Linked DNA regions of Mus musculus: region 1 is linked to region 2. Evidence: chromatin contacts called from ENCODE Hi-C or POLR2A ChIA-PET data. All regions are on one chromosome and are shown on one strand. Each heading gives the region's core, a stretch centred on a gene start or an enhancer-like site at or near the end of the contact. The rest is flanking DNA. Distances are from core to core; before and after follow the strand shown. Region 1 holds the start of 4930456A14Rik (a long non-coding RNA gene). Region 2 holds the start of Nfatc2ip (nuclear factor of activated T cells, cytoplasmic, calcineurin dependent 2 interacting protein).

What was found. Hi-C counts contacts between places; a loop is a spot of excess contacts on that map. ChIA-PET counts read pairs that join two places held with the same protein, here RNA polymerase II (POLR2A).
Region 1: POLR2A ChIA-PET joins it to region 2 with 13 read pairs in embryonic stem cell. The contact joins the promoter of 4930456A14Rik here to the promoter of Nfatc2ip in region 2. A Hi-C loop is called at or near these places in 2 of 37 maps with a recorded cell type or tissue (T-helper 17 cell and left cerebral cortex). POLR2A ChIA-PET finds 5 or more read pairs at or near these places in 5 of 5 experiments (Patski and embryonic stem cell).

Annotation. Positions count from the first base shown.
Region 1 is chr7:126,501,149-126,503,848 of GRCm38, forward strand. 4930456A14Rik (a long non-coding RNA gene) reads left to right here and starts at 1,286. Exons shown (of 3, transcript XR_869939.3): 1 at 1,286-1,451. Atxn2l (ataxin 2-like) reads right to left here and starts at 2,289. Exons shown (of 22, transcript NM_001361487.1): 1 at 1,752-2,289; 2 at 274-310; 3 at 108-164; 4 at 1-26. The coding sequence starts at 2,044.
Region 2 is chr7:126,395,289-126,397,988 of GRCm38, forward strand. It overlaps Nfatc2ip (nuclear factor of activated T cells, cytoplasmic, calcineurin dependent 2 interacting protein), which reads right to left and starts at 1,449. Exons shown (of 8, transcript NM_010900.3): 1 at 1,068-1,449; 2 at 654-726. The coding sequence starts at 1,427.

The DNA.
Region 1 (2,700 bases), core at 36-2,535, 110 kb after region 2:
TTCACCTTTACGTCACAAGTAGAACCCTAGCAAGGTGAACCATTTAGTCATTTTAAGAAACTGAAACAGCATATTCCTCAGACACCCAGGTTAAAGCTGTTACTTACCACTACAGCTGTCAGGAAATGCAGCATCCTGGAATTGTTATAGACACCTTCAAACACCTGTCACACGAGAAAAAAGTAAAGGGCAGCAGGTGAATACTCTCTTCTCAGATTGTCCCACACTGTCTGTCTTCCGAGTGTCTTTACAGGAGGAAAAGAAGGCACTCACGGGTGACTGTGGGGGTCCCTTTCCGGTGGTCTGTCCCCTATTAAAAAAGAAAGAGAGAAATAGTTTTAATTAGTAGTGAACCCTAGACCAATGTACCAGGTCAACTTGCTGATTTAGGCTATAGACTGATTAACAAGCAAGACTTTTCAAGTTCTCACATTAAAGAAGAAAGTAGGCATTAACTGCTAAAACATTTTCTCCGAATTCAAGATTTTAAAAAAGTCAACAAAATATTCAATAAACAATAGCTGTCAAATGTTCCTAACAGTCAGTGCAATACAACCTGACTTCCTCTAAGGGACAGTCCTTCACTCTTCCGATAAACCACTGCTATAGTATTAAACCAACAGCACACTTCAGCTGTGAAGGCGAAAGCCCGGGCATCCCAAACGCAGCACCTCTGAGCTTAGACACATTACCTCCCAAAGGAAAAAAAGCTTTCAGGAGCCTTGGATTCCAAATCCCAGGAGAAGTATATTCTCCACACCCCACCCTTTCGCCCTCATTATTTTCATTCAGCCTGTTACCCACTCTGAAGGGATCCCCAAACGCCAGGTAACACAGCTCCTCGACGGCTGATGTAACCGGCAGTTGAGGAGGGCGAGGAGGGGGCCGTTGGCTGGGCTGGGGGACCGCGCAGCCGCAAAAACCATCCACCGGGATGCCTCGCCCGGTCTGCGCCTGCGCACTACAGCCCATCGCGCTCCACCACCCGCTCTAGAACAGAAGCCACTGCGCCTGCGTCCAGTGCCTCTTTCTATCGCATTGACACACCGAGAAAAACCGAGGGCACCCACTCCCCACTCACCGACACCAAACGCCCCTAAACCCTCCAAATAACCCCTCCCTCCTCCGCCTCTGCTCTACGTGTTACCGGGGCAAGCCAATGCCCGAGTCATAAGACAGCATCCGCGCGCACGTACGCCCGGGGAGCGCGCGCGCAGGAGCTTCCCAGCCCGCAGTCTTCCCAGTAGCCGCTGCTTCCGCGCCCCCGCCCACCCCGTCCCCCTCTCACTGGCTACACCGGGAAGAGGAGGGAACAATCCGCTCCCAAGTCCCTCCCTCCCCATTGGCCAAACTGTGGGCCGCGCGCCCCCCCCCCATTGGCTACAGTCGGGGACCCCTTCATGCAGCTGACTCCCCATTGGCTGAAGCCGGGGACCGCGAGATCCTTCGTGGTAATGGAGCTAGGGACCCCATCACCTCCTCAACCCCCCCAACACCCTTTGCCGACGGAGCTGGCGGGATGCGCCCCGCCTCCCCTCAGGGCCCAGACCCCCAAGAGGTGACTAGGCCCAGAGAGCCGAGCGCTGCCCCCAGGCTCCTGGAGACCTCCCGGAGAGCTTTCTCTCCGACCTGTTGGCACGAGGGTCCACCCCCTCCTTCACGGGGTCCTGGGCCCCCAAGAGCCCCCTCAACAGCTCCAAGCCGGGGCGCTGCCTCCCGGGCTCTCCCTAGCCAGGAAGCCCCGTCCTCACCTGACGCTGCCGATAGCCACTGCCCCTGGCCTTTCTTGATGCTGCGGCGGCGCTGACGCCGCTAAGATGCTTTCGGCTCCGCGGCGAAGTCCGCTGCCGGCAGCGGCTGCAGGCCCCAGGCACGGAGAGACCGCTGCGGGAGGCCCCGGGGGAGCCGCGGTGGCGGTCAGCGGTCCCGGGAGGCCGCCGTTGGGAGGGCTGGTCCCGCCGGGAGACCGGCGAGCCACGGCCTGTTGCGTGGGGGGCGGCTGCTGGGGTTGGGAGGTCTGTTGTGGCGGCTGAGGCTTCAACATGATGGCAGCGTCCGGAAGAGAAATAAGAGGGAAGGGAAAGAGGGCCTGGGGCCGGGCCCCTGCTGGAGAGCGCGGGAAGCGAAAGAGATCGCCAAGCAGGGGACCCGCCGTTGGCGGGCGGGGGGAGCCCCGCGGTGTCAGGGGTGGATCGAGAAGACGGCGGCGCGAGGAAGCGCCGCGAGGCGGAAGGGGAGGGGGGATCTCGCGGGCCGGTGGACAGCGAGAGGGCGCGAGCCGGCCTGGCGCGCGTGCGCGTCGCTGGAGAAGGAGAGGGAGGAGCGCGGGCGGAAGCGCCGGCGGGGGAGGGGCGCGGGGAGCGCCGCCAGGCGGTTAGTTCCGGAACAGAGGAGAGGCTCGAGCCGTGGCTCCGACCGGCCTAGCCCCTGGGGCGGAAAAGGAGCCGCGCAGGCGCTTAGCGCACCTCTAGGTTCTGAGCCACCTTAAATGCTGGCGGCCGCGGTTGCTTCACAACGAGGGTGGGCGGGGCCAAAGCCGGGAAGGGGAAGTGCCGGCGGACCCGCCCCTCCCACGCCGCCAGCGTAACGTCAGAAAGTCTCCGCGGTGGTGTGAGGTGTCACGTCGTAGCGTGAGGTTCTTCCGCCACTGGGTGACCGGTGGGCGGAGTCTCGGGAGCAAGAGAAAAAAAAAAATCCCTA
Region 2 (2,700 bases), core at 199-2,698:
AGGTCTTTGCAGACTGTTATCACTCCCCTATTAGCCTTGACTCGTAGTCACTGGCCTTATTAAAGGGTTTGCAAAAACTTATCAGTAGAGAATAAAGAATGGGCAGTTCTGATAAAGTCAAAGAAACACTCTTCTGGCTCCAAAGTGTTCCCAAGGAATGGAACACTGTAGGAGTGTAACAAGATGTCACAGAGTCTCAGAACTCCCTTCACCCCTATTATGATAACACAGATCAAAATGTCAAGGGTAGGTACCTCAAACTTCACTCTAACATATCCATATGCCCGTTAGGACCCGAAGAGGGGAAGGGGTGGACATGGCTATTAAGTAGGTTCCTGTGACTTCTGATTAATGAACCAGCATCTTTATGGACCATAACTTTCCCCTATCTCAGACTCAGGAGTCCATTTTCCCAATACCACTTAGAATCAAAATTGTGTGTCAACTGGATAACACTTGAGCATCATTCTCCAGACCCTAGATACCACTGAAGCACAGAGAAAAGGGGTGGGGGTGGGGGCAGGGGGACGGAGGGTGCTGGAGCGAGGGGGGGGCGCGGGGGGGGGGGGGAGATATCACTGACTACAGGGATGTAAACTCTAGGAAGTCTCAGAGAAGCCAGTGCAGGGTACTCCCGACAAACCCACTCTTACCATCTTCAGGCTCTGAAGGGCACAGTTTCAAGAGGGATGAATTATCTGGAATGAGGTTGAGGCTGCTCTGTACCTACGAAGACAAAAGGGGGAAGAGGAGGTGGGTCTCACATCCTGCCAACCCTACTTAAGACAAGAATGGCTCTTCCCTCGATTCCAGCACTTGTCTTCTCTAAGGACTCCAATCCCTGAAGCGCATCTAGAAGGCCAGCTTCCCTCGATCGTCCCTCGATCTCTCTCAGCCTCCCTCTACCCGAAGATACAATCCCAGATAACTCCATACATCTAACATTACCGACCCCCTCGTATCTCCAATCTAAAAGTATTCATCACACACACACACTGCCCCAAGCCAAACCCGCCACGCCAGTCTTAGCACTCCCCCAACAACCCTCCTTGGGGACCTTGCTGCACCTTCCCGGAGTACACTGGGACCACCGGCGCCTCTCCGGGATCCAGCAGCCGCCGCCGCCGCCGTCGCACCAATGTACGCGGGGCTCCCGCAGGCCCCTCGGCCGCCCCTTCACTGTCACTGTCGCTGTCCTGCTCAGGTTTAGCCGGCGCGGGGAGGCGGGCGACCGGCACCTCTACTGGGTCTGCGACTTCCAAGACCTCTTCGTCGCTGTCACTGACCAAGTCCACAAGCACGGTGTCTGGAATGAGCCTAGCCGGAGACTGCCGGGCGCGAGGACACCGGCCACGGGCGCCTCGGGCTCTCCGAGCGCCTCGGCCACCGCGGGACCTCGGACCACGTCCCCTCAGTGGTTCCGCCATCTCCCACACTGCTTCCACAAACACCGGCCTCTACACAGTCACCGGCCCACCGTATTAGCGTCTGTCCCTTTCATTGGACGAACAGCCTGCCGGTCATCATCTCTTCCCGCCCACACGCTCTGGATCCGCCTATCCACGTTCTCATTGGTCTACTTACCTGTCTATCACCTACCCTCCACTAAAACAAAGGCGCCAAAGATTCCAATCTCTTTGGTACAATCAAAAAAGGTTTCGATTCTGTACAGTTCATCCATTGGCTAAATTTCCTCCTGACCCAGCCTTCCCCAGGGCCCGCCCATTAGAGAAATCCATTTTCCTGGTTGGTGAAAGACTGGCGCATCCTGGGAATTGTAGTCCTCATTCTCGGAAGCCACAGAAAAAGCCTTGTGGAACTAAGGTTAGAAGCTGAAGATCTTGGGCTGTGGATTCCTTTTGTGTCCTCAACCTCTGTGTGGCAGGAGTTCCATTCCACACTAAACACCTTCATGCATGTCACCTCTGAAATACTCTACAAACACAATATCAAAACAATATATGTCATAGCACAGCACAACTCAGAAACACTTTTTAAGACAATTACAAATTAAAATAAGAGACTTACTTCCCTGTTGCAAAGAAAAGAGGCTTCCTTCTGGCTCCTCTTTCCTGATCATTGAAATATGAATGCTTCTCGGTTTACAGCGGGGTTACTCTTGATAAAGGCCTTGCTGCCGCTTATCTGCACAATGTACTACAGAGCACCAGGGTTCATGCTCGTGATTGTAGACTGACTGGGAGCTAGCTGCGCTTTCCAGCAACATGCTATGCACACTTAGCTCGTTTGGGAAACAATACAACTTCAAAACTCAGAAAGGTCTGAATTCTGAGAGGTCTTTGATGGTTTAATGTTTGTCTGCTGGTCAATACCCTGCTGGCATTCACTCATGCATGTGGAAATTAACTGAAAAAAATGTAAGTACTGTCAGTACCATGGTTGTGCATATGCTAATCCTTCTAATGTCTTAATAAACCCCTTGCCTTTTCACAACTCAGCAATTCAAGGTAGAGTCTTCTCTTTGAAATGCAGACATCACTGGGCAGTGGTGGCACAAGACTTTAATCAAGCACTTGGGAGGCAGAGGCAGGCAAATCTCTGTGAGTTCAAGGCCAGTTTGGTCTACAGAGTGAGTTCCAGGACAGCCAGCACTGCACAGAAAAAGCCGGTCTCAACCGACCCCCCCCCCTAAAAAAATCAAACTGGGGAAACCAGATCCAAGAACTTATCAGGTAGGCC